Linked DNA regions of Homo sapiens: region 1 is linked to region 2. Evidence: chromatin loops called from intact Hi-C (ENCODE). Cell type or tissue: heart left ventricle. All regions are shown on one strand. Each heading gives the region's core, and the rest is flanking DNA. Links, peaks and the distances in the headings are about the cores only.

What was found. A loop is a pair of places that touch in the nucleus more often than their neighbours do. Peaks named below come from ENCODE experiments on the same cell type or tissue, not always from the same donor. Only the 100,000 strongest peaks of a DNase experiment are listed, where the experiment ranks them.
Region 1: it touches region 2 in a loop (3-fold over the local background); 2 of 110 quality-filtered maps call a loop at or near these places.

Annotation. Positions count from the first base shown.
Region 1 is chr11:84,645,884-84,662,745 of GRCh38, reverse strand. The region is part of intron 6 of DLG2 (discs large MAGUK scaffold protein 2); the gene reads left to right. Among named protein-coding and RNA genes, the nearest start is that of DLG2, 970 kb to the left of the region's middle. In heart left ventricle, for the core only: no CTCF peak of the experiment used is centred there; no DNase peak of the experiment used is centred there.
Region 2 is chr11:84,587,196-84,604,057 of GRCh38, reverse strand. All of the region lies in intron 6 of DLG2 (discs large MAGUK scaffold protein 2), which reads left to right. LOC105369416 (a long non-coding RNA gene) reads right to left here and starts at 9,106. Exons shown (of 4, transcript XR_007062820.1): 1 at 9,036-9,106; 2 at 8,089-8,173. In heart left ventricle, for the core only: no CTCF peak of the experiment used is centred there; no DNase peak of the experiment used is centred there.

The DNA of each region.
Region 1 (16,862 bases), core at 3,813-11,812, 60 kb before region 2:
GCTTAATCTCAGTTCACCACAACCTCCGCCTCCCAGGTTCAAGCGATTCTCCTGTCTCAGCCTCCCTAGTAGCTGGGATTACAGGTGCATGCCACCATGCCTGACTGATTTTTCTATTTTTAGTAGAGACAGAGTTTCACCATGTTGGCTGGACTGGTCTCGAACTCCCAACCTCAGGTGGGGATCTGCCCTCCTTGGCCTCCCAAAGTTCTGGGATTATAGGCATGAGCCACCATGTCTGGGCCATGACTGCTTTTAAAAAGAGATTTATGGCCAGGCACAGTGGTTCATGACTGTAATCCCAGGACTTTAGGAGGCTGAGGTGGGCCGATCACCTGAGGTCGGGAGTTCGAGACCAGCCTGACCAACATGGAGAAATCCATCTCTAGTAAAAATACAACATTAGCTGGGCATGGTGGCATGTGCCTATAATCCCAGCTACTTGGGAGGCTGAGGCAGGAGAATCATTTGAACCTGGGAGGCAGAGATTGTACCATTGCACTCCAGCCTGGGCAACAAGAGTGAAACTCCATCTCAAAAAAAAAAAAAAAAAAAAGATTTACAAAGAAACTGACTCTAAGTACTGATGATCTGATACTGACATCTGAATGAATGGTTATGGAAACCAGGATGATGTGAGAGGAGCTGGCCCTCTACTTCCATATTATCATGTCACATGTGTTTCCATTTGTGGTTCCCTAGTACAAGCTGACCCTTTCTAAACTAGAGAAATTACAGAGAAAAAAATTAAAGCTAAAACATGCATGGGGGAGGGGCAGATGCATTTTGTCCAGGTGAGATTTTACTCCCTGTCTTGTTACCGTTAATTCAGTATGTCTTGTGCTTCTTTAAGGAAACTTGAGATGAGTTGTCTCTGGATCTGCATTACGTGGTCAATATATAAACATTTATATTGAACATCTTTAATGATCAAGGACTTTGCTAAGTCCTGCCAAGTTATTTCTATATTCTGGAAAGTGAATGAGGGACATCTCTCTCAGTCTCTCTGAATCTCTGAATCTCCCTCCCTCAACACCATTTCCCCCACCTGACTTACAGACACAAATATACTGAATTGTGAGGAACTCAAAGAGACAGATCATGTCTTAGTTGCTCTTATATCCCTGGCTTGTACTTCAGCTCTTGGTCCATAGTGAATTATTAAGTGATGATAAATTTTCACTGAAAAGTACACATAATAGCAATTAACATTCTCATGTCACTCTATAGTTTTAAGATGCACTTTACAAACATATCATATTTATAATCCCTGAAGATGTGAGCATTAGGTCTATTTCAACTTTATAATTGAGGAAGCTGTTGTTCAGAGGATAAAATGGGTCCCCACGATGATATACAGAGATAGAACCCAGATAGATAACCTGGTTCTCAGCTACATTATATTGCTACATTTGAGACTTTGTAATCCATTCTACAAGGCAAATACTTCTGATGCTTTCAGCCTTCATTTTTATTCAAGTGCCCTTAAGCCAAGAAACCATCTCACAACATCTCTAGACCATGCAGTTAAAACAAAACAAAACAAAACAAAACTACCTGCAAAGGCATGATTACAAATAAGCATTATGCCTTGGCATTTTTTTCTGTATGAAGAAATTGCAGGTGACTTTACCTGGAGAGAGGGGGCGTATATGGTAACAAAGTCATAAAATTTTATTTTATATCTGTAGATCATAAACAAATTTTGCACACTAACTTTAATTAATCATCACTGCTTGAATTGAATTAGATCCTCCCACTCCCACATTAAACTGTAATGTATTCTTTATAAAAATGTACAACTTGAAGTTGAGTCCTTCAGGCCAGAGAGTTTATTTATAACATGCGATGAAACATTTTGTGGCATCAATTTCATTTAAATCATAGATTCAGGAAGTCACAGAAAGAAATAGGCCCACTTAGTCACCTTGCCTTTGTCAGAAGGAGTGAGATCTGCATTTGCAGTGTACTTCCTATTGCTTGGGTCAATGTGTATATTTATATATCTCTTCATATTCAACACTGCTGATGAAATGGCTTTCATATGAAAATGCGTAAATCAAAGGCTGGTGTGGGATGTAGATTTTCCTTCTTTTACAGCATGTTCCATCATAGTCTAGTTCAAACTGAGGGTTATTTTCTTTAGGCCTGGACAAAAGCATCTCTCTACTGCCCTGCCTCAGATTCTAGCATTTCTACTCTGGGTCAGGTTGGTCTGCCCATCATATTTACTTCCTTAAAAGAGGTATCAGACCAGTCCTCAGAAGGTTATAGAGATAAGACACACCATTATGGTGATGCAGATACCAAAAATAGCACAAACCATAGTACAGCACATGTTTTGCCAGAGCAAATGAAGTGTCAGGGTACCCAGTGAAATATCGGAATTGTCAATGTCAAATCCAGGATCCTGGGAGTTAAGAGGAATGCTGTGTAATGAAGAATTTAACATTATCCTAACAGAAGTCTGACCTTTACACTCAGTTCCTGGGAGGTAATCTTTGGATTCTTAGAATATGATGCCTGGTAGGAATGCCTTTGTTTGCCTGGGGTTTTTGCCATTGGATCGTCTAACACTGTGATTTTTAATGGGGGTTTTGGATCATGTGGTATCAATTCTGTCTCCAGATGGACTGGAGACTAAATTTCAGCCTTATGAACAGTATGTGATGGAGCCCCAGTAAAAACTCTGAGCACTAAGGCTCAAGTGAGCTTTCCTGGTTGGTAATATTTTGTGCATGTTGTCAGACATCAATGCCAGGAGAGTAATGTGCTCATGACTCCATGAGTAGAAGACAGAAGCCCCATGTTTGGCACCTCTTCTGGACCTTGCCCAATGGACACCTTTCTTTGGCTGATTTTAATGTCTATTTTTTTCCTTTAATAAACTGTAGTCGTGAATATAACAGCTTTCACTGAGTTCTGTGAGTCTTTCTAGTGAATGATAAAAGTTGAAGGTAACCTTGGGAATCCCCCAAACTTGCAATTGATATCAGAAAGGAGGGTGGTCTTATATGAACTGTGGGCCCTCATATACCTCATAGTTGGTTTAGCATCTTATAGAGACATTATTGAAAATCAACATCCAAATGATAATTCCCAGGGTGAGAAATTTGGAAAAAGAGTGAAGGATAGTCATTCAGTAACTTACTTGATTTCACCCTTTTTATTCTTAGGATCTGTGATATCTGCATGTAAGTTTTGTTTCTTGCTCCAGATAATCATAAAAGCACTGTCATGCCCCAAAGAGATAGTAGAGCTTCTAGCATCTCTAGATATCTGGAAAACATCAAGAGATTTTGGATCCAGAAGTTTATTGGTAGTCAAGAGATATATTAAGAGGATGACATTCCAGTCTAGACCTAGAGCAAACTGAAAGGAGTCTTGAAAAGGCATTATAGCAGACCTAGTGGGAATTGAGGGGCAGAATAGAGAGCCCACACTTTAGAGAGAGGGTCCAGGGACAGACAGGACTTCAAATTTTAAAAAGTGTTGAAAAAAAATACAAAGCTCCACCCAGAAGATACACAATTAGATTGAGGCTACCTACAAGTTGGACTTGATATTTTTGTCAGTTAGAATTAAATTTGTCTGTGAGTGACAGAATACTTGAAGTAAAAAGAAAGAAGTTCCTTTCTCATTGTCTTAGCTTATTCAGGCTGTGATAACAGAATACTATAGACTAAGTGGCTTATAAACCACAGAAATTTATTTCTCACAGTTATGGGAGCTTGGAATTCCAAGATCAAGGCGCCAACAGATTTGATGTTTAGTGAGGGCTCAGTTCCTGATTCATAGATGGCCATCTTCTTGATGTAATCTCACATGCTGGAAGAGGTTAGGGAGCTGTGTTAGTCCAGTGTGCATTGCTATAAAGGAATATCTGAGGCTGGATAATTTATAAATAAAAGAGGGTTACTTGGCTTATAGTTCAGCAGGCTGTACAAACATGGCACCAGCATGTGCTGGCCTATGGTGAGGGCTTAGAAAGCTTTTAATCGTGGTGGAAGGCAAAAGAGGAGTGGGTGTGTCACATGGCCAGAGAGAGAGCAAGAGAGAGGTGAGGAAGTGCCGACTCTTTTAAACAACCAACTCTTGTATGAACTAATAGAGTGAGAACTAACTCATTACCATGGGGAGATCACCAAATCATTCATGAGGAATCTGCCTCCATGACTGTAACACCTCCCACCAGACCCTACCTTTAGCATTGGGGATCACATTTCAACATGAGATTTAGAGGGGACAAGCATTCAAACCATATCAGGAGCCCTCTACAGTTTCTTTTATAAGGGCATAAATCCCATTCACGAGAATTCCAGCCTCATGACCTAATCACTGCTCAAACGCCCCACCTTCTAACGCCATCACACTAGGGGTTAGATTTCAACATATGAAATTTGGCAGGGATACAAACATTTCATCTATATCACTCACTTAAATGAACCTAGAAAGAAGGATTCTGATCAAGGTTGGTAGTTCCATGATAATCAGGGACCCACGATCCTTCTATCTGGTCACTCAAATTACCCTCAACATAAATAGTTCATCTCCCATCCAAGATGGCATTTCAAAATTAAATCATCGTGTATACATTTTATCCTATAGAAAGTAAGAAGGAAGGAAGAAGGGAGAAAGAAGCAGCAGTAAATAAGCCACCCACTGTATTCCCCATTTTGGAATTGTTCCTACACAGCACATGTTTACTTAAATTACATTGTCCAGAAATAAGTCAGATTGCTATACCAAAGCTTCCAAGAAGGCAGAGAAATGTCATCTTTATTATATATGGTTATATGCCCAACTAAAAAGGTCGAGAGGAGGGTGTGGGGCAGTCCTCTAAGGAAAAAGGAATGACCGTTTATTGGAGGTTAATTAGCAGCCTTTGCTGCAATGCTAGACAATAAACAACTATATTAAATTTTGACTGCGAGCAGTATTGGAAGCAGATCCTGCAGTTGAGTGTGGCCTAATGGTACTGGCCTGTAGCCTGTTAAGAATTAAGACACACAGCAGGAGGAGAGCAGCAGGTGACTGAGTATTACTGCCTGAGCTCTACTTCCTGTCAGATTAACAACGGCATTAGATTCTCATAGGAGCAGGAAACCTATTGTGAACTGTGCATGTGAGGGATCTAGGTTGTGTACTTCTTATGAGAATCTAATGCCTGATGATCTGAGGTGGAACAGTTTCATCCTGAATCTGTCTCCCCACCCTTCTCATTCGTGAAAAAAATATGTCTTCCACAAAACTGTTTCCTGGTGTCAAAAGGGTTGAGGACTTCTGGTCCAATGTGTAGGCCATAGAGCTGGTCTCATAAAAAGAATGTTCTAGGGGCAGGGAGGCAGGCTTGCCAGTCCCATGGCTATGGCTCTTTGCTCTTTTCTATGGCTCCTTACAGCATTTCTGTCTGTAGTCATTCCATCAAAGCCCCTGTTTGCCATTGCTTGATTATCTCACACATTTTTAGTTGAGTTCAGTAAGCTGCAGTGCTCTAAAGGATCACTGTTGTGAACTTTTTGGCCATTAGATTAAAATAGGTTTATTTTTATTATTACTATGATTATCATTGTTATTACAGGTCTGTTGGGAGATGGATTAGCACATTAAAACAGTCATATCAGGTTTTAATATCTGCTTTAGGCTTTACTAGCTGTGTGATCCTAGGAAAGATTCTTAATCCTTCTGGCCTTCAGTTTTGTCATATGGTAAATGGGGACAATAATGACTACTTAAAGAATCGTTGTTAAGGTTAAGGATAAAGATAACACCTGGCACAGAGTTGGTGCTCAATAAATAGCAATTATTACAAACAAAACTATTAGTTTGAACTGATCCTAACACAATAAACAGAAATATAAACTTGTTGGGGGGTAGAGAATTAAAATAGTTCAAATACCTACTGTGCTCCAGGTATTTTAAATGCATTTTTTTCCACTCCCTATTACAATTTTTTGAGAGAGATAATCTTATGTCCCTTTAACAGATGAAGATACCAGGGTTCTAATTATTTAGAGATTTTTTCCTAAGGTGACTTCGTTAGTGAGTGCTAGGATGGAGATTTGAACTGTGATCTCTCTGTTTCCATTATGGTCCAGATTGTTTAAATTCAACTATACTCTTTCACAATTAAGGAAATGGGACAGAGTAGAGTCAAGAGACTTTTCATGATCCCAAACATAGTTGCAGAATATTAGATTTATGACATCTAGCCCAGAGTATTTTTCTTTCCTCCCTGCTACTATATTTAACTTATATTTCTCTTCCACTACATTTGGCTATACTCTTCGTATGATAAAGTTTTTCTAAAATTTCAGTGTATTATATTGTTTTGCTGATTCACATTTTTAATATACTGAGTAGCCTTTTTAGCAAGCAGACCTATGTTTTATATGGTGATTTTTGTTTCCATGGCTCAAGTGAATCGAATGGATGTCTTTTCAGAGAAGTGAACAGATGTTGGATATATTTCTGAATACTTCAGAAAGATTGGACTGGTTATACACATGGAAGAGTTTATTTGCTACTGATGATAAATTGGAACTGAATGCATCATGATTCCAACCTGTCGATGCATGCCATGTGAAACAACAGTCCTCTCTCTAGCAGGACTGGGTTTCTTTCCATGCAGAGGTTTTGTGCTGTGAGGTTTGTTGTTAATGGTGTCTGTACGGTTCCTTTGTCTTTCTTGTACATAATGAAAATTGACCTAAGGTAACACATCTTTTCTTTGTCTCTGTTACTAAGTCATGAATAAATTAGTCTTGCTTTCTACTCTGAGGCCCAGATCAATATTCTACTGGAATGTTGATTGTTTTAGTGAATGGAAATGAACTGGCAGAATGCCATTCAGAATACTTGAGCACAGGCTAATGAAACATTTGCATGGGTGGATGAAAAGGCCCCCTGATAGAAATTAAGAGTAACATTTGCATAGTTTCCTGCTATTTACAAGCACTTGCACATATGTTTAATTCTCACAACCACTCCATGAAAAAAAAAAAAAACAAACAAAAAAAAACAAAGTACAGTTTGGTCATCATTTTACAGATGAGGATAAAGAGGTTTAGAGAGATTTTGAATTGCTCATGGTCACAGAATGACAAGACAAAGCCAAGAGTCACACCCAGATCTTCTGGCTTTCATTCCTGATGTTCTTTCTTCTGGTGAGCTCCATCTCTCCAGATCTGGGCCCTTTCTTCTGAATATTTCTTTTCTCTGTGACTTAGTATTTTTTTTGCTTAAGAAATAGATGGTGTAGCCCATTACGTTTATTTTCTGCTCTGTTCTCTAGTAAATCACTCAGGATAAGAGAAACATTTAACTCTTGGCTCGAAGGAGATTAAGGATTATTTGTGCCATTGGACAACCCCAAGCAGGCTGCTCAACATTAAAGCATATGGAGTCAAAGTATGTTTGCATTCTCTTGAGGCTTTTGCCGCTCTGTAGAAATTGAGTAGCTGGATTATAGGTCAATGTTCTGCTTATGTTTCCAGTTTTTGTGAAATATGAAATGAAAGGAGATTGGAATGGGACGGGAGGAAATAGAATGGTTAAATTGCCCTGCAAACCTATTGATGATGGGTACAATACACAGGGCAGATCAGAGCCTTTCATATATCAAAGATTCACAGCTGGTCAGCATTTTCATTTTTCTAGGGAAAAAATGTTTATCTACACATTACACATGGAACTTCAATTAAGAGAAACAGAAATTCAGAAATGCTATAAAACATTTAGATACGTTTTTGTCTCAAGGAGGCTTCTGTTTAAATAAATCAGGATAGAAAAAAGTGAGTTTCCCAAAGCTCTGGTCTTTAATGAGACAGGTGGTCTGCTGAGGACAAAAGATGGAGAGGAAGAGAGTGGTAAGAAGTCTGCTGAAACCAGAGCTACATCGGGGTCCCAGCAGAGGAGTGTCAGCAAACTCTTGCCTCTGAACTTCATGCCAGCACACACTACTAAAGTAAGGGAATGAATGTGATGAAGCAAAGGCTTGGTGTGAGGTAGCTTTGCATCCAACAAACATTTGTGCCATGTTCAAAAGTAAGTAAGATCCAGGCCCCGATATTGAACATACCAGCCAGCTAGAGAGAGAAGTGAATAAATATTACAATTCAGAACAGCACGTCCTTTAATACAGTTGGAAAAATGGTATAAATGACAGGACTTACTAAATGGTGACTATAGGCAAGATTTATTATGTACCATTCATTATTTGATTATATCCTACTAATGATCCTGTGAAGAAGCTACTATTTTATTCCCAATTACAGATAAGAAAGTAGGGATCAAAGACTGGCATAGTTAGCAGGTGAAAAATAGTCCCTCCCCCCAGGAAAGTGATCAATGGTAGACTGCAATTCTTTAAGAAAACATTTATGAATGCTTTAGATGATGTAGGGCATTTAAAGGTAAGTTATCCATAGCCCCTGCCCTCACAGAGTTTATAATAAGTGAGAAGAAATTAGACAAATCTGATAATCTTCAAGATTCAGTGAGAGATGGGATGAGGTGAGTGTCACAAAAATCTTCACTTCAAGGAGGATATGGGGGTTACAAAGAAGTTCCATGGGTGAATTGCTTGTGGTGGCAATGGAGAAGAAAGCTTTTGGATCTTCAGAAAAGAGGGTCCTCAGGTTCATGGTGTGGCTTGTGAGTACTATATAATGTAATATTAATGTTATAAGACACCACTTCATATTCTATTAAGAAAGCATTCAGTCTTATACACTTGGTCATCTACAAACAGAAAAGCTGAGTTATAACCAACACTGAATTTGCATGAGGTACCTAAGGCTAAAGATCTTTTCTGCAGGAATGCCTTAGAATTCTGGAGTGATGGAGATGCCAAATGCCTCTCCCAAGAAAGGCTAGAAGAGACAATAAGCTACTAATTCCTCTGTCCTCTTCCTCACTATGCCCCATCCTGTTATTGCATGAAAGAGCCAAGAGAATGCCTGACACTGAGAGGAGCAGGAGACATTTTCCTGAGACCCAGGTGGAAATATTTGCTGTAATATCCCATAAGTTAGGAGGACTTGAACATATACTGGTGGAATTATCACTTAGGGAGCAGGATCATCACTCTTGATGCATAATGTGTCTGCTTCTGTCATGATAGTGCAAGATAAATACTCAAACAGGAGCTGGCACATGTGAGGGCAGTTCAAGGTGACCATGTAAGAGACTATCTGAAGAAGTGAGGATGTTTAAATAAAGGATAGACGATGCTGAGGTAACAGGGGAGTCATTACTGGAGGCAGGAATATGGAAACTCATTACTTACTGGTTTCAAATAACTGACTATGTAAGGAGACTTTGGTCTTGCTCTGTTGATTGCAGGGATTTCAAGGTAGGCATTGGGTGGAAGTTACCAGGAAAATCATTTCAGTTTAATGTAAGTTAGATCTTTTTGAAAGAGCCTTCAGTTAGAATTGAAACTGCTCTGAATTTCTTTCTACATCTGTCAAGTCTGGAATCACATCTACTTTAATTATTAAAAATCTAATATTGGGCAAGGTGCAGTGGCTCACGCTTGTAATTCCAGCCCTTTGGGAGGCCCAGGCAGGAAGATCACTTGAGGTCAGGAGTGGGAGACCAGTCTGGCCAACATGGTGAAATCCTGTCTCTACTAAAAATACAAAAATTATCCGGGCGTGATGACGCATGCCTGTAATCCCAGCTACTCAGGAGGCTGAGGCAGGAATCACTTGGACCCGGGAGGTAGAGGTTGCAGTGAGTTGAGATCACGCCACTGCACTCTAGCCTGGGCAACAGAGCCAGACTCCATCTAAAAAAAAAAAAAAAAAACCTCCAATATTGGATTCTATTGTACCTCACCATTGTCCTGCACTATCTTGTGAAACACACTGACTTTAGATTTGGAGTGCCTAGATTTATATCCAGGTTCTTCCTCTTGCTAACTCTGTGCATTGGGTAAGTCACTTAATAACTTAAGGTTTAATTTTCTCATCTGTAAGATGGGTCTAACAATAATAGTTAAAAGGTTTAAATGAAATAATACCTATAGCAGTTGAGCCTGGTCCCTGGTATTCAGTAAGTATTAAACATGATAATTAATTTTATTTTTCTTGGCATGTCTATTTTTATATGCTAATGTCCAAATCAATAAACTTAGCCCAGACCTATCTTCTTGACTTTAGATCTTATCCCAAAGCTATTGAAAAAAATCTTTCCTTACACATTCCATAAACAGTTTGATTTCAAATGTCAAAAGCTGATTTCATTGCCTTCTTCTTTAAACATGATCCTGCTCCTGTTTGGTCTGTGACAGTGAATGCCACAATGATCCAACCAATCTCTCAAGACAGAAGGGTGTGCGTTACCCTAAATTTCCTCCCATAGCCCATACACCTAATCAATAACCAATCATTGATATAAATCTATCTCTTAAATAACTCTTGTATATCTTCCATTCCTCTACTATTATTTCTCATTAGACTATTACAAAACTCGAGAAAAAGAAACACACACACACAAACAGGCACACACACAAATGTCTAACTTAGTTTTGCATCAAAGTTATGACAAACTTTGGAAAGAAGTGACACGTTTACAATATTTACTCTTCCAGGAACACAGAACATTCTTCATGTATTCAAATATTTCATGCTTCTTGCTTAGGTTTTATAGCTTCTTTCATAATCATCTGGCTATCATTCTTCCAGACAAGCCTATTTTTTTCCTCTCTTCCCTCTAAAACTCTCCTGCTATATTATCTAGTCTTTCCTCATATATTTACAGTGATATTCTTCATCTCCCAATGTACCTCCTCCGCCTTCCAATAATTCTGACCACTTCATTATTACTGGCATTAAAATCTGTATATTGGTACTCATGACTCTTTGGGGTCTTAGAATATATGAAAAAGTTTGATGCTGAACTGGATCACAGAGTTTTCACCTTTCATGGTGCCTACTGGTGTTATGGAAGCAAAGTTATAGATGTCTCTAGTCCAGTCTCCAAGGTTACATTTTCCCATAGATTATACAAGTCACAAAAATCCCTTTTCCCATTAACACATTTCCCAATGCCTCATTAGTTACAAATGCCATCATATCAACATAATAATTCAAAAGCCATAGTCTGTTTTCCAATACCAATGGCTTCACCTGATTTTGGATTCCAACAACCTGTGACCATCTCAAGCAGTGTGAAATTCACCCGGAGACAGAAGAGGAGTGACCTTTGCTCTCTTTATGGCTTTGAAAGCTTCTATTTTTATTTGTCTCAAGACACATAGCATCTTCCTGTGAACTCTGAAAAGTTTTCTGGATCTGGATCTGAACATCTTAGTATGAAGAGTATCACTGAGTTCTCCCCCATTAACATAATTAATTGGTCCAAAAGTACAAAAATACTACATAACAACAGGAAAAGGCTAAGATTTTCTAAGACGATATGGAGTGCAGTTTAACTCTTATAGTTGGAACAATAAGTATGATGAAATCACTTGGGAAGAACTTATAGATGAAAAGAAAAGGAGTGAGCCTGAGAAAACCCAGTGTTTAAAGGGGAGATGAAGGGAGAGGATGCTCTAAAGAAGATGGAGAAAGATCAGGCAGAGTTAGATATCAACTGGAAGGTAACGGTATCATGAAAATGAATAGATTGATGAATGAAGGAGTCAACAAAGTCAAATAGCTCAGAAAGGTCAAGTAAGATAATGTTTGCTTTCAGAAAAAAAAAGGTACAGCATCTCTGGAGGGCATTTTGAAAGTATCCATCACTTTTTAAAAAGCACAGATCCTTGAGACTTAGCAATTCCATTTCCAGAAATTTTACCATGCAAACGGTACTTCAACAAATGCACAAAAATTTTATATATATATATATATATATATATATACACACACACACACACACACACACATACAGGAAAGTTTATTATAACTTTTCTGTTATGGTAAAATCCATTACAGCATATTAACACAATAAAATATAGTTCATCTCTTAAATACTGTGATCAGTATATACTTATTGGGAGAGCCTCTGAAGCATATTATTGAAAAAGTAACATCATAAGAGACTATGAATAGCAATTTAATGAGAGGTTAAGCAAGAAGGAGCATAGCTCTCTGACTTCAAAGTCAAGATCTGCTACTTACCTGATATAGGATATTGGGAAATTTCTTAATCCCTCTGTGTCTGTCACTTCATCAGTGTAAACAAAATAAACAAGATTCTCCTACCTTCTCACTATTCTTGGCTTTGTATGACTACTCCAGTTGGCTCAAGTTTTTTGAGCCTTTTAACTGTAAATAATGATCTCAATTCAGTAATTAAGATGTCCAATTTCTCCATAATAGTCTCAAGTCAGTAATGAAAATGTCTAGTCTCAGGCCAAAACTCCCACATCTCTAATACCTACAACGAAAGAGAGAGAAGGTTCTTTTCATTTGGTAATTAGGAAGTCATTGGTGACTTCCACATGGGTGGTTTCAGTGGAGTAATGAGGGAGGAGAGTTCAATTGTAGTGGGAGAAAGAAAGAATGAAAGGTAAAGAATGGATTAAACAAATGTAGGCAGACTTTTGGAGCAGCTTCAGAGGAAAAAGTTAAAATAGAGGAAAGAGGTATATTTCTGAGGAGATGGAATGAATAGATGTAATTTTCAGCTCATGGGGTACATTAGTTTTGGAATAGAGGCTACTAGAGTACACATCAACTGGAAGCTGAAAGGGTTCTTTCTTGGTACCTTGTATTTACTCTCTGAAAGAGAGAGATTATATTATGGACTCAAAGAAGGTGGTGGAATTTGGAATAGTTTCTGAAGGAACATGAGACAAGGGAACTTCCTAGAGTCATCTCTAGGATTTCTGAGCAGCTTTAAGAGCAGGTCTGAGTTTGGAGATGTGTTGATGGAAGGGTAGAATTAGTGTGGCTCTGTGATTTTCCCTGGAATCCTTCCTTAGAACCAGGATTGCAGGCATAAAGCATGCCTTCAGGGCCATGCCACAGGCAGTCTCAGAGGAATCAAAGCACAAAATGGGCCAAAGACAAGATCTGACCACCTCACTATTTTGCTGCAGGCCAGTTCCAGTAGACAGCAAACCTATCAAATAAAGAGTTACAGAAAATACATTTTTGCATAACTTCCCCTTTGAAAATGCAGTACCTTGATTTTCCTGTTTAAAAACATGTTACAAAACACACAAATCATAGCCACTATGAGTAGCTTTATGCATTAACACCTAATTCATCAACACACTGAAATCAAACCTTTGGGTTTCTTTGTTTAATTCATGAGTTTCTCTCCATCCTATTCATTACACAGCCTTTCTCCTTCACTAATAATATCTACCTCATGGGGCTTTATTCTGTAGGATGCTGAGTTGGTCCCATTATATAAAAACAAATATTTTCTGCTGAGTATCATAGTTCATTTTAATGGTCTATTACCACCTTTTTGAAAATGGGATATTTGTACATGGTGACACTCTATAAAGAAACTGTTACTAGGGAATTAGTCGTATGTTCCTTTCATCAGAGAATCCTTAATGGTCATATTCAAGAGCTCTAAGGTTTGTGGAACTTCTGAGTGCATGGCAGTACTCAAGATCCAGGAAGAAAACAAAGAACAAACCTGCAAAGAAAAATGGCCCCAATTCAAAGCTTATATAGCTTAAGTACTTGGAAGCTTTATACCTGAATCATTGGAGGAGAAATCGAGGAAAACCCTATATGTCATTTGTAAAAATTCACATTTTATTCATTTTGTTGCTTTAGAAAAAAAATAATAAATCATAATTACTCAGAAATGAGGCACTGTGGCACTGTCTTTGTGTTGTTATAAGGGAATACTTGAGGCTGAATGATTTATAAAGAAAAAAATTTTTATTTGGCTCATGGTTCTGCAGGCTGTACAAGAAGCATGACAGGAGCATCTGCTTCTGGTGAGGGCTTGACATTGTGTGTCTGTGTGTGTGAGATATATATATATATACACACACATGTATATATAGAGAGAGAGAGAAGGAGAGAGAGAGAAAGCCAGAGTGAGCGAGACAGGGCGGGGGTTGAGGGAGGTATGCCAAGCTCTTTTCAATAACCAGTTCTAGCAAGAACTAAGAATGAGAACTCACTAATTACCAAAAGGAAGGCACCCAGCAGTGCATGAGCGATCCAACCTAATGCTCCAAACACTTCCCACCAGCCCCCACCTCCAACATTGGGTATCAAATTTCAACATGAGATGCGGAGGAGACAAACATCCAAACTATAACGGATACAATAGAGAAAAATGAAATAAAATGAAAGTCAAGAAGCTACAGTCTTCCCCTTAGATTTCAATTTCTCGCACAAATTTTATCTACTTGCATCTCTGTATTAGACTGGGAAGCACTAGCATTCATTCTGAATCCATTTAACTATGATACAAACACCCTAGAATGCAGGTGCCCTTTGCACTAGTGGTAAAATCAGCCTTTGGTAATCAAGGTATCAGAACCAGCCTGTTTCTTCTTCTATGAAGGGGGTTTCTTCTTCTATGCATCTCCAAGTTCCTTTTTAGTATTAATACGCATTAGCATTCTAAATGACCTCTATTCTCAAGTGCTTATAATCAAAAGTGCCAAATAAGATGACTTGGGTATAAGAGCATAGGTTTTGTAGGCAGTAAGATCTTGTTCATAATCTAGTTCCTGTTTTTACTAGCTATGTTACCTTGGGTAAGTTACCTAAGGTTTCTAGGCCTCATTTTCTTCATCTGTAAAAGGGGCTAATAATTCCTACTTTATGGCATTATTGTGAGAATGAATTGAAGTATGCTAAGTACTAAGCACCATAACTATCACATGGTAAGTGCCCAGTAAATGGTAGATGTAATTAATATTAATGAATACTCATACAACTAAAGAGGTGCATGTAGTATTTTCTGCATATGGAAATCATTTCACTGTACATTCACACCAATTTGGGTAATAAATGCTAGAAAGCCTAGTAGGATCCGCTTTAGCCCCCAAATACTGTTCACATCTCTATGACAGAGGTTACTGAACCAACTGTGTCACAGACTAGATGTGAGCTCTCATCTGCAAGTCATCTACGAACATTTAATGAGTACATAATGCATCCTCAAGGAATTTATGATCTAATGGCTACCTGACTATCTATAGGTGTTTAATAAAGATGTTTTAAATAAACGCAGAAATGAGTGAATAGGCTAATGGAATTAATCTTGGAAAATTTACACAGGACAAAATTTTGATCATCAAACTTAATTTTGAAAACATTTCTACCGCACTGATCTATTGAAATACCTAGATAATCGTAGTCTGATGTGCCTAGGATTTGATGCATGCTTGCCTTTGTTGTTTATATTTCATTGAATACATTATGGCCCAATATTAATTATCAGTTGTTTTATAAGAAATATTAATTTGGTGATGATTGTAACGATAGGTCTAGAGAAGGCATCATTATCATCCTTTATTTATATATATGTACACAAAGATGTCTGAGCAAAACCTTCTCTCCCACTGTTTCTTCAACTGGCATAATTGTACGTACCTTTCTAAGTGCAGTTAAAATGTACCTCCTATATGAAGTTTTTCTTAATTCATTCTTTGTGCTTTCATAGCTCTTATTATGCCATTAGTACCTGAAATATTTATTATATATGTTATCCCCAATAGATTTAGATAATATATTATGTATTATATATGTTATAAATGCTTCTAGCATTTATAAATTTGTATTATGTTTGTTTCATATTTACCTGTCTTACTCTCTCAATACCTACACACACAAGTCACATATAAAGACATACACTTTAAGCCCTTTGATGACAGAGAATATGCCTGGGTTATAACTTGTACTACTAATGTGTGAAGAGAGGATGTCCCATCATTAGACATCCGCTGGATAACATTTTTCATTTCAGGGTCCAGCACAGCGCTTATCATATGTGCATGCAGTAAAGGTTTGATGATTCTAATGAAGTGAAACCCACAGTATAATTCAGCAGGAACTGACTATAACCTTTATATTAATATTTGCTTTTTTTCCTTTTTTTTTTTTAAGTGTAAAATCTTGTGCTCTGAGGTTGTTATTTTTTGAACCAAAGTTGACCTTCCAGGCCATTGGTTTCTAGAATAGAGTTTTTTTTTTCTTTTTACATTATGAAGCTTTGGATTCTGGTTATTTCTGTCAGACTGAAACATCCAAGTAATTCATACTGCGCCTGTCTTCTGGGTGATGAGAAGTCTGCAGAAGTTATGCTGGCCCCCTGCCTGGCTCTGACAAAGATAAAGTAAATGCCAAAGAATTAAAGTCCAAGGAAGTTGTCAAGAAGTTACTTTCTTCTGTTTACCCTCATACATTTTCTTAATTGCCAGCTTCTATAAACAACTGGCATCTTTTATTTTGTACCTGATTCAAATTCTTCGAAAAGTCCTTCTTTTCATTTACAGCCACGGAGGTGGTCAAACCCTGTGGTGTCAAGTACTCCATACTGATTCATTTGAATTTAAATAACCTGTTTTTTATGGGAAAGGGATTATTTTCTTCCATCTACTGTGTGCATAGATTACTTGAAGCCACATAGTTACTTATTAACCACTGCAAACCAGTGCTAGAGAATACAGCCGCACCCCCACCTTGAAAATTTTTAAGAGCCCACAGCTTTGCTTTTTATGGAAAACTAAAAACAGACAAACAGAAAATTCCAAAACAAAGCTTTAGATATTTCAGAGCTGGCCCCCTTCTCAGAAGTTTTCGGGAAGATATCTCACACCATCATCATTGTGGAAGAAATGTGACAAATTATTGTGTAGTTCTTTTCACTGAGTTAGCCTGAATGTTGTGAACCAGGTTTCCTATGTCCATCCAGTTGTGGAG
Region 2 (16,862 bases), core at 5,617-13,616:
AAATTAGTAGCAGCTTATTACATATTAGGATGATGATGATGATGATCCCTTGTGTAGTCATTGTGGTGGTAGTGATATCATTTCTTTAAGAAAATTTCCTTATTCCAGCATGTGATAGGTGCCATTTTTCCATGTCAAAAACTAATCATTGTGTATTATTGAATATTTGTTTGTTTTTAGATCCTACTAGAATATAAGCTCCATGGGAGCAGAGGCTGAAGCCACTGAGTTCATCAGAGTACCCACAATACCTAGCACAGTGTCTGGCAGATAGTAGGTGTTCAATAAATGTTTATAAAATGACTGAATTGGATAATCTTGTCATAAACCAATACATGAGATAAGATATATTGTGAGAACTAAGAAGATAGATCTTGGTAACAAAGAAGAATGAGAAAGAGTGAGAGTCAAAGATGACTCAGGTTCAGAGATTGAGAACTAGGAAAATGAAGCCATTAAGAGGATGAGTGACTAGTTTTGAACCTATTGTTGACCCCTAAGAATTGTCTTTTATCTTTTTTCTTCCACAGTTATCCTAAATGGCTCTTAGATTGATTGCATCCTTTCACATCTAAAACTTTATGTTAGAGGTGATGCAGATGCATACCTGCTTCTACAGATGAGCAAATTGAGATCTAGAGGTAAATGGCTTGCTCTAGGTCATATTCAAGTAGAGGAAAAGTCACATTTCAATAGAAAAATGTAATTTTATTTGAATTATTCATTTTTTCATTTAGAAATATATATGGAATGTCTGCTATGTTCAGACCATCATGATCCGGGTGCATAGAGATATAAATAACCTGGCCACAGCCCTTTAATAGCTCAATATTTATTGGTAGAGACAGTTACATAAACGAGTTCAGGACAGACTAATAAGCCTTCTAAAGCATTTATAATGTCCTCTAGGAGAACCATGAACAGAGCAATTAATTCTCAGTAGAAGACTAAAAGAAGATGCTCGATTGATGTTACATTTGACCTAGGCTTTTATGCTAGCTATTCATTTTTCAGTATTTTATTCTATTCTATTTCCTTCAAAGATAAGCTGGACTTTGATTCTAAATTAGAATTTTCTAATTTCACCAATGCAATCAGAGAAGAACATTATCTAATTCATGTCTATCATTTAGTTTGAGTTTTAGTTTCTTTTAAATTGTTTTACACTTTTTCTTTTTTTCATTTAATTTAACTCAGCAACAGTAATTCTCTGTTGTGAAGAAACACTGAATGAATTAATGTTTGAGGTGACAATTGTCAGCAGACTTTTAAGATCTTCTGCAGAGCTGATAACATATTGAGGAAGCTGACTTTTTGCAAAATCAAAAGTAGACTCCAAATGAGAATATTCCAGAGCCCCAAGGTGATCACTCTATTTCTCCCACTGCATCCTTAAAGGGACATAAAAGCAAAATCAAATTACACTTGCTTTTTGGTGATAATAGGAAAATAGGTTGTTTTAATATATGTAGATGGGATCACTGGTATATGGTTTACAGAGCTAAATTTAGATTGAAAATAGAATCATAGTGTTTATGAATTGAAAGGAAAGCTTAATGGAAATCTACTCAAGCTTTTGTCTCTTTCTTATTTAGAAACTGATAGAAAGATTGAGTGAATTGTTTAATATCACAAAGTTTTCATTATTTAATATAATTACTTTATGTCTTTCTGTTACTTAATACCTTTATGAAATTGGGCAAGTCAGTTAAATTCCCTATTTTTTTTTTCACCAGTAGAATGGAGAAATGGAGAAAATAATAGGTATTTCTTAGAGTTGTTTAGAGAATAAACTGAGACACTGCATGCAAAGTATTGATTTTATTGCAGCTATTTTACTGTGTCCTACCCTACTTCTCCATCTCTAGGAAAATATTAAGATTTGATCACAATATAAGCAGCTAGCCACCTCTATTTCTCCCACTACTGTATTCCCAGTGTCCAGCACAGAGCCTGACATCTAATAAGCAGTCAATATTTCTTCATTGAATGAATGTCTGAATCTGAGTTTCCTGATGCTTTTATATTATCTGATGGACCTCTGAAAATATTTGAATTCTAGACCTCTGGAATTTATGCTACTCTTTTAACAAAAGGGTAAACTGAGACCCCAAATGTTAAATAATTGGCTTGTGATCACAAAGATGAACCCTCAAGTGTATTCATTTGGGGCTCAGGTTTTCTAACCACGAATTCAGTCTATTTTCTACCACAGACCTTTAGCAATATTAATAAATAATATGTTCTCCCAATATTCTATCTATAGTCATGATTATTCAAGAAAATTTGTAAACTACAATTGTGTAAAAACTGAAATATATTTTTTAAATTTACTTACATAAACATTGTCAAAATGTAGGCATATTTTCTTTGGATCTTTCATTTAACATCATCACGTGTAATTATTTTGTCACTATATATTCTTTAAAAACATTTTAGTAGGTGATTAAGATTCAATTCTACCGAGATACCAAATCCTGTCATTTTGTATTGTTGGATATTTAGGTAATTTCCAGTTTCTCACTGTCATAAGTCATGCTCTCTTCAACATATTTATGCAAAATTGCCTGTCTTGTCTTTTGATTACTTAGAATAAATTACTGGAGATGAAATGATTGTTGGATTAAAGCTCTTAGATGATACATGGAAGCACTGCATTTCTTTCCAGAAAATGTACTAATTTTTCTCACAATTGTAGTTTCCACGGGTATTTTTCCTAATGCTTCTTAATTACATGTTGATGCCTATCTTTATTATTGGAAAAAATGTGTCAATAATGAAGAGCAATATTCTCTGTATGTGCATGAGTGCGTGTGTGTGTGTGTGTTTCAAAACAATTCTTTCAGTGGCAAATGTATCACTACAGCTTCCAGAATAACCTGTCAACACCAAATATAATTTCTCCTTATTCTTGCTTGATAATATATGCGGGTTACCTGTGTACAATCTTCTACATAAAAATAACAGAGTAGAGATAGCTTCAGCATAGCTAGATCACTACCTTTATACATATAATCCAAACACAATGAAGTGAGCAAAGTTCATATTTTAATTAGTCAAATATAATTATTCTCTACTGTAAGCTTTTATTTTTACCTTGTGTTAAGCCATTTATCCTTTGAGCATTTGAACTTCTATAGCAATTATCTAAACATTCCTTGGACACCTACCATGTACCAGTTTTGAGGGATAAGTTGTAAAAGGCAATTATTTCCTTCTTTTTCTCATTTTTTAATTAATAGTGATAATTCATAGTTTCATTTCGCAGATTTCTTTGGTATACAAAGTTTACTGTTGTTATCCAAGAAATACCCAAAAATGCTATCCTATAAGAGGAATAAAGTTCTGGTTTTGTTAAGCAGTGAGGTCTTGACACTAAATACTGCAGTTATATTTATACATGATAAATTCCCTTTTTAAATTCCTGAAGAATGAATTTGAAAAAATAAACAAGGTATGTTAAAAGAGCATTATATTTGAAGGCAGATAGATTCTAGTCATATCCTCATAACCAGCTTGTGTTACAGAACAAGTTACTTAGCCTCAATAATCCTGGATTTAATAATCTGTCGAATATTTCTGCTGTCCCCACAGTATTGTGGAGAGAATAGGGGAAGGGTGGAATCTGTCATGTAAGTGATTAAAAAACTACCAATACAAGTTAATAATAATAAATGTTTAGGGTTTAGGTTGAAATTTATTTTCTTCATTGATGGTATGATGGCTAGGGACTCAGAAATGCCCTATTTTTGCCCTGACATTCATACTCCTCCCTGTGTCCGGCCTGCCGCCTGCCTGCCTGCTTGCTTGCTTGCTTTTCTGTCTTTCTTTCTCTTTCTTTCTTTCTTTCTTTCTTTCTTTCTTTCTTTCTTTCTTTCTTTCTTTCTTTCTTTCTTTCCTTCTTTCTTTCTTTCCTTCTTTCTTTCTTTCTCTTTCTTTCCTTCCTTCCTTCCTTCTTACTTTTTTTTTTTCAAGGTGTCACTCTGTGGCCCAGGCTGGAATGCAGTGGCTCCATCAGGATTCACTGCAGCCTCAGCCTCGCAGGGCTCAGGTGATCTTCCTACCTCAGCCATCAGGATTCACTGCAGCCTCAGCCTCGCAGGGCTCAGGTGATCTTCCTACCTCAGCCTCCCAAGTAGCTGGGACTACAAGTGTGCACCACTATACCTGGCTAATTTTTGTACCATTTGTAGAGATGGGGTTTTGCCATGTTACCCTGGCTGATCTTGAACTCCTGGGCTCAAGCGATCTGCCTGCCTCTGCCTCCTAAAGTGTTGGGATTACAGATGTGAGCCCCACTGCTGGCTTCCCTTGGAATTTCTAATTACGGAATGTATACATAAGGCATAGAAGCTAAATTGGCCTCAGAGTACCACTTTATACCTGAATACTAAATGCTCCCAAAACACAGCTCTGGTAAAAGCTGAGAAATCCATATGGCTTAAGCCTGTAGGTGTAAAATAGGCATCCTATTTCCTTCTTCATGAACTAAGATGTATGAATACACCATTCAAATTTAGACACAAAGCATTTAAAATAGAAAGAGTAAGTCCTAGATGAGTCTACCCAGAGGGGCAGTTTCTGCTCAGCTCTTCACAAAAACAAGGCACTAAAGCAAGAAAGAAGAGAATGACCCAACATGCCTGGAGAAAGCTGATTCTGCCTAGATGGGTCTGTACTGTGAAAGCAGAAGTAGAAGAGGGAGCACCGCTTATGGATGCTGACATATGACACAGTTTTCATAGTCCCTCGTAAAACAAGGCTCAGTTAATGTCCTGAGATCTGATTTATCATATTATTATTATTATCATTTGAGATGGAGTCTTGCTTTGTCACCCCAGCTGCTGTGCAATGGCATGATCTTGGCTCACTGCAACCTCTGCCTCCCGGGCTCGAATGATTCTCCTGCCTCAGCCTCCTGAGTAGCTGGAATTACAGGCATGCACCATCATGCCCGGCTAAATTTTGTATTTTTAGTAGAGATGGGGTTTCACCATGTTGTCCAGGCTGGTCTCGAACTCCTGACCTCAGGTGATCTACCCACCTTTGCCTCCCAAAGTGCTGCAATTACAGGCATGTGACACTGTGCCTGGCCAAGATTTGTTTTATTTTTAGAGGCAGGGTCTCACTCTGCCACCCAGGCTGAAGTGCAGTGATGTGATCGTGGCTTAATGCAGCCTCCAGGGCCTCCAAAGCCCAAGCAATCCTTCCCCTTCAGCCTCCCAGGTAGTTGGGACCACATGTATGTGACACCATGCCCGGCTAAATTTTTTTTTTTTTAATGTTTTTCTTTTTTCATAGATGGGTCTCCCTGTGTTTTCCAGGCTGGTATCAAACTTACTGGGCTCAAGCAATCCTTCTGCCCTGGCCTCCTAGAGTGCTGGGATTACAGGCATGAGTCACTGTGCCTGGCCTGTTATATGATTTTAACAAACATAGTAACTAAAATATTATCAGAGGAGGTGGAATTCCTTTCATACACTGATATTTTCAATATAGTTTAGATAAGCGTGGTACCTGGGAAGAAATTCTCAGAATTTAGTGATGAATAGGATTAGATAAAATGTAAAATAGCTGAGTTGGATTAGGGAAATAAGCATCATAACACCAGTGTTTCAACCTTAGCTGCAAAGTGGAGCCACCTTGGGTACTTTAGAAAATAGTGGTTTCTTAATCCAACCCTCAAAGAATCTGATTTAACTGATCCATATTGCAGCTTGGGCATCAAGGGTTGCCCAAATTTATAATTTGTAGGGACAGAGGAGCACTGAATTTGGAATTAAGGAACCTGTAATCTACACCTAGATCCTGCAAGTACTAGTTGGTGGTTTCTGAGCAAAGGGCTTAGTCCTTCTGTGCTGCAGTAAAATGAGAGTGGATGAAATAATCTCTCTTGGGGCAGTGAGGCCCAGTGCAAAACACATCCTGTGAATTTAGGTACAGTACTCCCCAAACCTTATCTTAGCTTGTTACTCTGCAACTTTGGATATCTTAATAAAGCCTTCTGAGCTTTGGTCTCATTATTTGTGAAAATGCACAGTAATAGTTACCTTATTGGAGTTTTAATAATATGAAAAGAAAAACATAGATTGATTAAGCACTATTCTCATGGTATCATTTAATTTGTTCTCTTTTCACCTGTCCTTGTTCCTGTAATTTGCTAATTAGGAGTACAGGCCTGATTACATTAAATGGATTTTGTTGTTGTTATGGTTTCAAATGGCAAGAATACTTCATAGATGGTGCTCCATACTTCCTACTGAAGGCAAATGATGCCTTCTTGTCCTACTTTTACTGATGCTGTAATTGATCAATGGATTCAGATGATATCAGTGCAATCCACCCATTATAAAGTTCAAAGCAAGCTTTTGGAGATAGATTTTTCTTTATTTACATCTAGTAACTCTAACTGCTGCTTTAATGGTTCATGGTTGCCACTGCCATATCATCTTAGCCTTTCTCTTGAAAAGCATCCATGCCTTACAAATAATATGAAAACCAGAGACTGGAAGAATATATGTATGCTTTCATCTTCCTCTACTCATTATCATTTCACCCATCATTGACATCATTGTTCTCATGTTAAAAAGACATTTTGACATAATTTTTGGATTCTAGCATTTGTAGAAACAGAGTGCTTTTGAGAACAGTATCAACTTTTTGGAAAAAAAATAGTCTGTCTAATAATAATAGTGGTCATAAGGAGGAGAAATACAAGTACTTCCTCTATCATTATCCCTCCTTGTAATTAATGCTTACTTTGCTGTCTTCGCAGTTAGACTCTAAAGCTCCATAAGCGTAAGAGATTCATTCATTTTTTTTTCTTTTTTCTTTTTTTGAGACAGAGTCTCGATCTGTCATCCAGGCTGGAGTGCAGTGGCGCAATCTCGGCTTACTGCAACCTCTGCCTCCTAGGTTCAAGCAATTCTCCTGCCTCAGCCTCCCAAGTAGCTAGGATTACAGGCATGAGAAACCACACCTGACTAATTTTGTATTTTTAGTAGAGATGGGGTTTCCCCATTTTGGCCAGGCTAGTCTTGAACTCCTGACCTCAGGTGATCCGCCCGCCTTAGCTTCCCAAATTGCTGGGATTACAGGTGTGAGTCACTGAGTCTGGCCACAGTAGATTCATTCTGTCATTATCATTGCTGAATCCCCTATGCCTAGCATAGTGCCTGATGCATAACATAGTAAGTCTTTTAGAAATAGTATTTTGATATAAGGATTTGGAAAGTGATATATTTCGTACAATTAAGTTAACAGTTCAACCTCAGTTTCGTTTTCATTGATAATATGTAATTCCAAAATCAAAAGTAATTTAGAGGTCATCTAGTTCACCCATATGCTTCCTGTGGCAAACGCATGATGGTCTCTTAGCTTCTGCCAGAGTACCACCCACAAATGACTACATACACCCTCTCAAATGCTGCATAGTCCATCTAGAGATAGTGCTAATTGTTAGAAATGCCTTCATTACCTTGAGCTGGTATTTGCCACTGAAATTCCATTCTTCCTCTAGAAATTTCAACAGAGTAGGCTGGGTGCAATAGCTCAAGCCTATAATCCCAGCACTTTGGGAGACCGAGGTGAGCAGATCACCTGAGGTCAGAAGTTCGAGAGGAGCCTGGCCAACGTGTCGAAACCCCGTCTCTACTACTAAAAAAAAAAAAAAAAAAAAGAAAATTATCTGGGCATGGTGACACACACCTGTAATCCCAACTACTTAGGAGGCTGAGGCAGGAGAATTGCTTGTACCTGGGAGGCAGAGGTTGCAGTGAGCCAAGATTGCACCACTGCACTCCAACCTGGGTGATAAGAGCAAAGCTCCGTCAAGAGAAAGAGAGAGAGAGAGAGAGAGAGAGAGAGACAGAGAAAAGAAGGAAAGAAATTTCAACAGAGTAAGTCTGATAATTCTTTCAGCTGATGAGAGAAGTTTGTAAGTTGCCTAATAAATGTTTTCTTTTTTCCTTAAAATTAGCTAATGCTAGGTGTTAATGTGGAAAAAATATTTTTTCTCCTATGTGATTTAAGTCAGATTCTTCAGAGTGGCTCCTATTTTTTCCACATTAATATTCCTTTAGCTCTTACCTTTAAGATGCAATATTTTTATTAGGTTGGTTTTGTTGGTTTCTCTATGCTGTAGAGTTCAAGTCTTCTAAAACTCCAATTATTTCTTTAAAGTAAAAAATAATCAGAGCATCAAATGCTTATACCTCCTGCTTTAAAACCAGTTTTCAATCTGTGACTTTAAAACCAAGAAAGCATCTGCAGTATTTGGATGATTTTGTGATATTTCTTCTTTTATGCTTTATTTATGGTTAAAGGAATCATAGTAAGCTTTTTTCAGCCAATCTTAAATAAAGCTTGAAACAACTTCCGGAAGAAATGAAACAGTAATAACCTATGAAAGCTTCACTACCTTGAGAGCAAGATTGTGTTTTCTCCGCAAAATCTGTCTGTGCAGAGCCAGGAAGTTCCTGGTGTCTGTAGACTCTCCCACTGGATCTCATACAAGGTTCAGTTGCTTGAATGCTTATTTCAATATGCAACAAATAAGCTTTTTTTTTTTTTTAGAAAAAGGAAATTTACCTTTTTATGAGGTAGCTCTGACAATGACTAAGTCTTTCATTAAGGTACTATTGCCAGGCCAGGTGCAGTGGCTCATGCCTGTAATCTCAGCACTTTGGGAGGCAGAGGTGGGTGGATCACTTGAGCCCAAGAGTTTGAGACAATCCTGGGCAACATAGCAAAACCCTATCTCTCCAAATCTCAAAATAATACAAAAATTAGCCCAGCATGGTGGCACGCACCTTTAGTCCCAGTTAGTCTGGAGGCAAAGGTAGGAGGATCGCTTGAGCCTGGGAGGTGGAGGTTACAATGAACAGAGATCACACCACTGTGCTTCAGAAATAGAACTTTTTCTACCATAACTATATATTCAAGATAGGTATGAGACCCCCAAAATAAATATAAAATGAGTATCTTCTCAAATCTCCATTTTACAAAGTGCTGCTGTAATTTTTTCAACGACCTACATTTTGTGATCTACTTTTTGCATGAAAGGTCATCTACATGATCCCAAATAACTTTCATAGCAGCAGTTGATATAAATGCTGAGTTTATATTTTGGAAAGGTGCCCAAATCCTGAGGTAGGAGGTTTGCTTTAAACCAGTAATGATCACATGATGTTTCAGGCTCTGTTACTAAATAATACTTTATACCCAGTTGTATCCATGGAAACCTGCAACAGTTCCATAATTGCAGTAGGCTCTAAACTAGTCCCTCTGTGGCAGGTCTCCAGTTTATCACTCACACTGCTGTCAAAGTGATTTTTCTGTAAGACAAATATAGCATGTCTTTTCCTATTTTATACCTCATAAATCCCAAACTGTTTGTTTTGCATGCCATTTAAAGTTTTTGTATATGTGTGGCCTAGTCTAATTTTCCAGCCTCATGTTCTACCAGTCCCATCCGTATTTCAGTCACAATTTTTTGGACTGCTACTTTGTTCTTTCATTGTTGTTTTCTCATGCTTTCTTCTGTCTTTCATATTCTTCTTTTTCTTCCTAGTGAATTATCCACTCACTTTTGAAAAACCAATTTAAGTTTCATTTTTTGGGTGAGGCTTTTGTTGGCATTCCAAATGGAATAGTCACCTCTATTGTCTAGACGAGACACATAGAAGATGCTCAATAAATGTTGAGGCATGAATGAATGTTACATTAGAATGCCAGTCCATGTTCCCTTGTCTTCTGGACTCTGTGAGGTCATCAATGGAGAAGAGAGGCTTGAGAAAAGAAAATCCACCCACAGTTTAACTGTGCATTTCTTACCAGGGCTAAAGAAATCAGATCATTGCTTGTTACAGCATCTTCAATTCCTCCCTCCCCTATGTTTCATTCTTTTCATTCTACAAATGTGACCAATTATTTCCTATTCTAAGGATATAAAGTCTTCTCTCAACCATTCTTTCCTTCCTCTAAGATACATCATTATTTGCACTGCCATTCTCATGTAATTTCTTGAAATTAAAAAAAATGTATTGGCATTTCTTGGGAAAATTAATAGGTGTTAGATGGGAAAAGTAGTGTTCTGAAGACAAATAAATTTAGAAAATATTCAATTAGGTAATGTTAAACAGGTTTCTTTGTTGAATAATTGCTCAGTCTTCAATATGCTAATGCTATCAAAGATGGGGCATGTTTCCTAACATAATTGGCTATAGAGAGAATCTCTTTTTTCTTTTTCTTTTTTTAAATTATAATACTTTAAGTTCTGGGATACATGTGCAGAACCTGCACGTTTATTACATAGATATACTCGTGCCATGGTGGTTTGCTGCAGCCATCAACCCGTCGTCTACATTAGGTATTTCTGCTAATGCTATCACTTCCCTAGCCTCCCAACCCCTGACAGGCCCTGATGTGTGATGTTCCCCTCCCTGTGTCCATGTGTTCTCATTGTTCAGCTCCCACTTATGAATGAGAACATGTGGTGTTTGGTTTTCTAGTCCTGTGTTAGTTTGCTGAGAATGATGGTTTCCAGTTTCATCCATGTCCCTGCACACAAAGGACATAAACTCATCCTTTTTTATGGCTGCATAGTATTCCATGGTGTATATGTGCACATTTTCTTTTTCTAGTCTATCATTGATGGGCATTTGGGTTGGTCCCAAGTCTTTGCTGTTGTGAACAGTGCTGCAATATACATACGTGTGCCTGTGTCTTCATAGTAGAATGATTTATAATCCTTTGGGTATATATCCAGTAATGGGATTGGCGGTCAAATGGTATTTCTGGTTCTAGATCCTTGAAGAATCACCACTCTATCTTCCACAATGTTTGAACTAATTTACACTGCCACCAACAGTGTAAAAGTGTCCCTATTTCTCCACATCCTCTCCAGCATCTGTTGTTTCCTGACTTTTTTTTTTTTTTGGAGATGGAGTCTCGCTCTGTTGCCCAGGCTGGAGTGCAGTGGCACGATCTTGGCTCACTGCAACCTCCATCTCCTGGGTTCAAGTGATTCTCCTGCCTCACCCTCCCGAGGAGCTGGGACTACAGGTGCCCACCACCATGCCCAACTTTTTTTTTTTTTTTTTTTTTTTTTTTTTTTTTTTTTTTAGTAGAGACAGGGTTTCACCGTGTTAGCCAGAATGGTCTTGCTCTCCTGACCTTGTGATCCACTCGCCTTGGCCTCCCAAAGTGCTGGGATTACAGGCCTGTAATCCTGTTACTGGCCTGTTTCCTGACTTTTTAATGATCACTATTCTAACTGGCATGAGATGGTATCTCATTGGGGTTTTGATTTGCCTTTCTCTCATGACCAGTGATGATGAGCTTTTTTTCATGTTTGTCGGCCACATAAATGTCTTCTTTCAAGAAGTGTCTGTTCATATACTTTGCCCACTTTCTGATGGGGTTATTTCTTTTTTTCTTGTAAATTTGTTTAAGTTCCTTGTAGATTCTGGATATTAGCCCTTTGTCAGATGGATAGATTGCAAAAAATTTCTCCCATTCTGTAGTTTGCCTGTTCACTCTGATGATAGTTTCTTTTGCTGTGTAGAAGCTCTTTGGTTTAATTAGATCCCATTTGTCAATTTCGGTTTTTGTTGCCATTGCTTTTGGTGTTTTAGTCATGAAGTCTTTGCCCATGCCTGTGTCCTAAATGGTATTACCTAGACTCTCAAGAGACTAGCATACTACTGGTCTAACACTTGTTTCTTTTTGCTTTCTCATTGCTCATACTTTAATTCAGTGAGTTCTGGCTTATTGCCCACATCATATACTTTCAACAATACTCACAAATGTCCCCATAAGTAATTGAACCCTTAAATTAATGGATCTCAGTCTTGATTACACTTAGCAACCAACCGGTGAGCTCTAAAATTCCTGCCGACTTGGCTGGGTGCCGTGGTTCACTCCTGTAATCTCAGCACTTTGGGAGGCAGAGGTAGGGGCAGATTGTTTGAGCTCAGGAGTTCAAGACCAGCCTGGGCAACATGGCAAGAACCCATCTCTACAAAAAATACAAAAATCAGCCTGGCGTGATGGCTCATGCCTATGGTCCCAGCTACTCAGGAGGCTGAGGTGAGAGGATGGCTTAAACCCAGGAAGCAGAGGTTGCAATTAGCCAAGATCATGCCACTGCACTCTAGCCTGGGTGACAGAGCAAGACTGTCTCCAAAAAAATAAATTTTAAAAATAATAAAATCCCTGCTCCTTGGGTCCTACCCCCACAGAGATTCTGATTTGATTGCGGATGCAAACTGGGTATCAGGAGTTGTAAATGCTTCCCAGGTAATTCTAAGTGTAGCAAAGTTGGGAATCATCACCCAGTACCTCAAGCTGTTAGTTCTTTCTTTTTTATTATTATTTTTATTTTTTTAATTTTTTTGAGATGGAGTCTTGCTCTGTTGCCTAGGCTGGAGTGCAGTGGCATGATCTTAACTCACTGCAACCTCCACCTCCCGGGTTCAAGTGATTATCCTTCCTCAACCTCCCCAGTAGCTGAGATTACAGGCATTTGCCATCAGCAAATTTTTGTATTTTTAGTAGAAACAGGGTTTTCTCATGTTGACCAGGTTGGTCTCAAACTCCTGACCCCAAGTGATCCTCTCACCTCTGCCTCCCAAAGTCCTGGGATTACAGGCATGAGCCACTGCACCTGACTGTTAGTTCTTTCTTTCTTCTAAGTGCTGAGGGAAACAAACAAACAAACAAACAAAACAAAAAAAAAAAAACAAGGCATGGTCTTTTGTATTTTCCCTGATCAATATTATGTAGTGGAGAAAGACGCGCACACACACACACACACACACACACACACACACAGAGAGACACATATATAGCAGTGTTTATAACAAAACTTTAGGGTGGGGGCAGGAGTATGAACATGACAACAGCATGGAGTATGACAGTATGGTCGTTAAGGTAATTGCAGCAATACATCAGAGCTACTAATAGGAGGGAGCAGAGGATGAAAGATAACATTGGAGCAGGACCTTCATACTAGAAACTTTTGTGTGGCACTAAGTAAGGTGGACTCTATTGTGAGAGAAATAAGGAAGTATAGCAGTCTTTGAATCAGAGAGCTGCATAATCCAGTTTGCATTTTTGATTTGTCCCATCATTTTCTTCCCAATTTGCACCTCTTAGGAACAGGCCCAGATCTCATAGATGTGCCCCATCACCCATCGTAGGCTTTAAATTTCTGTTATTATTTGGTTAATCAGTATATCAATATCCTCCTTCAAAAGTTTGCGTGCTCTATGAGAGGTGAACTTCTGCATTATTCACAGCTATATAGTCCAGAGCATCTGTTGGGTAGGGAGAGATGCAGCATCTATTGAGTAAATGCAACAGCAATATGAAGGTAAGGAACACCTTCATATGTTAGACTATAGCACTTTACCATTGACTTAAATCATAGTGTTTGGAATTAGATCTTTATTTTCTATTTTCCCCTACGAGCCATTATCTCTCACCCCTAGAAGATAGAAAGTAAATATTTACAAGATGTAATTTACAGTTTTGTTACTCTAGATACTGTCAGATTAATTAACAATTGTGTGTTTATTGAGTGCCTGCCTATTACAAAGCATGAAGGCGCTGTCAGGAATTTTAAAAGCTAAAGTTATGTCTCCTAATCTCAGAGCTTATTTACTTGGGAGAAAAAACGTGCCAAGCATAGCCAACAGTTTAAGAACACTAAGAAAGAAATGTGCTAAATATCCTAAGACTTTGGAGAAGAATGGGATCTCTTGGGGCTTGCTGAGCAGCAATAATTGTGGCAAGTTTTCTGCCATTACCACATTTAAATGGTAATTCAGGAGCTGATCCCATTTGGACACTGTTCATTACACACTAATTACTATTTGCCCTACAGTGATTGTTATGTGTGACAGCAAGTGTAAATGCAAACCTAGATGCTTACTATTGCCCTTCCAACAGGGTAGGACATTGATTATACAAGTTGACATGTCATGTTATTTCCCGTTTTCTCAGATAATATTTAAAGATGAACATTTCCAAAGTGCATATCCATGCTTAGTAGAACTTTGACTCTATACAAATATTAAACATAGGTGGTACACTCCAGTTAGAAAAGACTGCAGTATTTGCCTTGCACATGTGTATGGAAGTATGAGGAAACACTTCAAGGGAAATGTATTGTAAGAAATGAGTTTTAAAATAAATTCCGTCTTGGTAGTTTATTTCCATGTATATTTGGTGATTTGGGACAATTGTCTCATAAACATTGAGTTCTTTCAGTATGAAAAATCTTGTGCCATAGCCGGAGGTGACAGAGATGATTAAGACATGACCCCTGTCCTCAAAACTTCTGGCAAACAGAGGGACAGGTAAATATATAATTATAGAACATATTGATGCATGTTATAATAGAAGAATGTGTAATTGATAAGACTCAAGACAAAAGATTAGGTTTGCATTAAGTATAACATTTTTTAAAATTTCTTTTTTTTAATGTTTAACCCTCAATATTCTCTAGGAGAATTCTAGACTTCTAGTTATAAGGGATTTGTTCTCCTCCTCCCACCCCTAGTACTGTGAAAAGTTGTGAGCATTTTTCACATTAATGACTTTTCACAGGATTGAGCTTCTAGAGTGACTGACTGATCAATACCTTACACTGATTTTCATGGAGACAGAAGTGCATTGCTTAAAACTCTATGGTCTCATGCCTTCTTGCTTTTCTGATACACTTAGGGTGTAGAAATCATTAGCAAAGCTGAGAATCCCATTCTCTAGGTGTTGACTTCTCCACAGGCAACTCTCAAATATTTCTCCAGATTTGCTATCTCTCCAGACTCACAGACATTTATTTTCATCTCAAGCTCCTGCAGCCTCCCCTACTCACTTTCCAGCATCTCAAAGACATTCTCTCTTTCTTCTTTACCTTCAACCCTTCAGCCACAACCTCTCCACTCCCTCTCCAAAGTCAGGATACCTAGAATAGTACTTTGAAAGTGTTACCAGACCCCACCACTTACCTGGAGTTAGTCTTTGGGTCAGGGGTTTCCTCACTATTGTCCCTTCTGTGGTCACCAGAAAGATGTTACCAGAAAGGGGTCCCAATCCAGACCCCAAGAGAGGGTTCTTTGATCTCAGGCAAGAAAGAATTCAGGGCGAGTCCATAGAGTAAAGTAAAAGCAAGTTTATTAAGAAAGTAGAGGAATAAAAGAATGGCTGCTTCATAGACAAAGCAGCCCCAAAGGCTGCTGCTTGCCCATATTTTGTTTTTTTTTTTTTTTCACATATGCTAGAAAAAGTTTACCATCTTGGTTTTGATGGGTTTTGGCCGGCTTCTTTATTGCAACCTGTCTTATCAGCAAGGTCTTTATGACCTGTATCTTGTGCCAACCTCCTATCTTATCCTGTGACTTAGAATGCTTTAACTTACTGGGAATGCAGCGCAGCAGGTCTTAGCCTCATTTTAGCCAGCCTGTATTCAAAATGGAGCTGCTCTGGTTCAAATGCCTCTGACAAAAGGGCTTCAGAGTCCGTAAACTTAGGTTGAGTGTGTCCTGAGCCTTGTCAGAATCCAGAGACAAGGGATAAATCATAGCTATCTGTTTGGAATTGGGGAGTAAGAAAAAATTTAGTAATGCAAACCCAAATTCTAATTATCTTGCCACCATCATAGAAACACTAAGAATACAAAAGAATGATGATTCATTGTGCAAATGAGGTGTTTGGGGGTGGGGCTGAAAAGAAGATGATGTGTGAGTAGTTTTTGGAAGATTAGTAGGAGTTGCTAGAGGGTTATTCTAAACCTGGGAGACAGCATGGATTGCGGAGTCAAACTGCATCTTCTTATTCTCTGTATCTCCAGTGTTTGGCACATAGTAGGAGCTCAGCAAATGTTAGTTGAATGGAGAGGCAGAATAGTGAGGCATATTTAGGGAATGTCAATAAATTTGGTGAGCCTAGAACAGTGTGTGTGGCAGGAATGAAGAGGAATGATGCTGGGGCCATGGCATTCACAAAGCACACAGCTATGTAGGTCATCCTAAAATGTTTGGGCTTGTTAAGCAGAGGAGTGATGCTATCGTAATAGGAAGTGCACTGAAAAGAGGAGTGATTGAAAGCCAAATCCAGTTATGATCACCATGGTTCAGGTGAGCTGTAAGGAGGCATGAAGTAGTGGGGCTCCTGAGAAAAATAATACCAATTTCTTTACAAAAATGCAATTGATTATTTTTTTAAAACCAGTAAGAATAGAGCTAAATAGCATGGACTGCATAATATAATGAGCAAGGTTTTCATGGAGTTCTTTAGATTCATAGGAGTGAAAGCTAAATTCTAGGAGTATTTTGCCGATCACTGCAGGAGTGAATCTGACCAAGGAATAAACCTGCCCACTAAGTGATGTTAGGAGCTTGGAGCAAGTCTGCCATCAGATGCACTGGGGACTTTTAAATGCCAGAACCGCCTTTTTAAAAACCAGAAAAACACATCTAAATATTGTCAAGAATAAATATATTATTTCATTTGTGAAAATAAACGTTCATGAGAAAAAAATTAAAGTCATGACAGAAAAACATTTATATAGTAGGCTACATACATCATGAAGCTTGATTTACTGTTTTAATAGTAAAAAATGATAATAAATAAATTTTGGCTCAGGGGTCATGGGAATGTGTAACAGAGATGTCAGATATAATGATGGAATGAGAGCAGTCTTGGGTACCTTCTTTTCATCAGAAGTTCTCCCACAAAATACCTATGAGGGAGAGAAATGAACATAATCAGTGGCAAAAAGACTCAGATCCTTTCTCAGTTAAAGCCAGACACATAAGCCAAAGAAAATAAATTTGGGATTTTCTGGCTCTGTAACT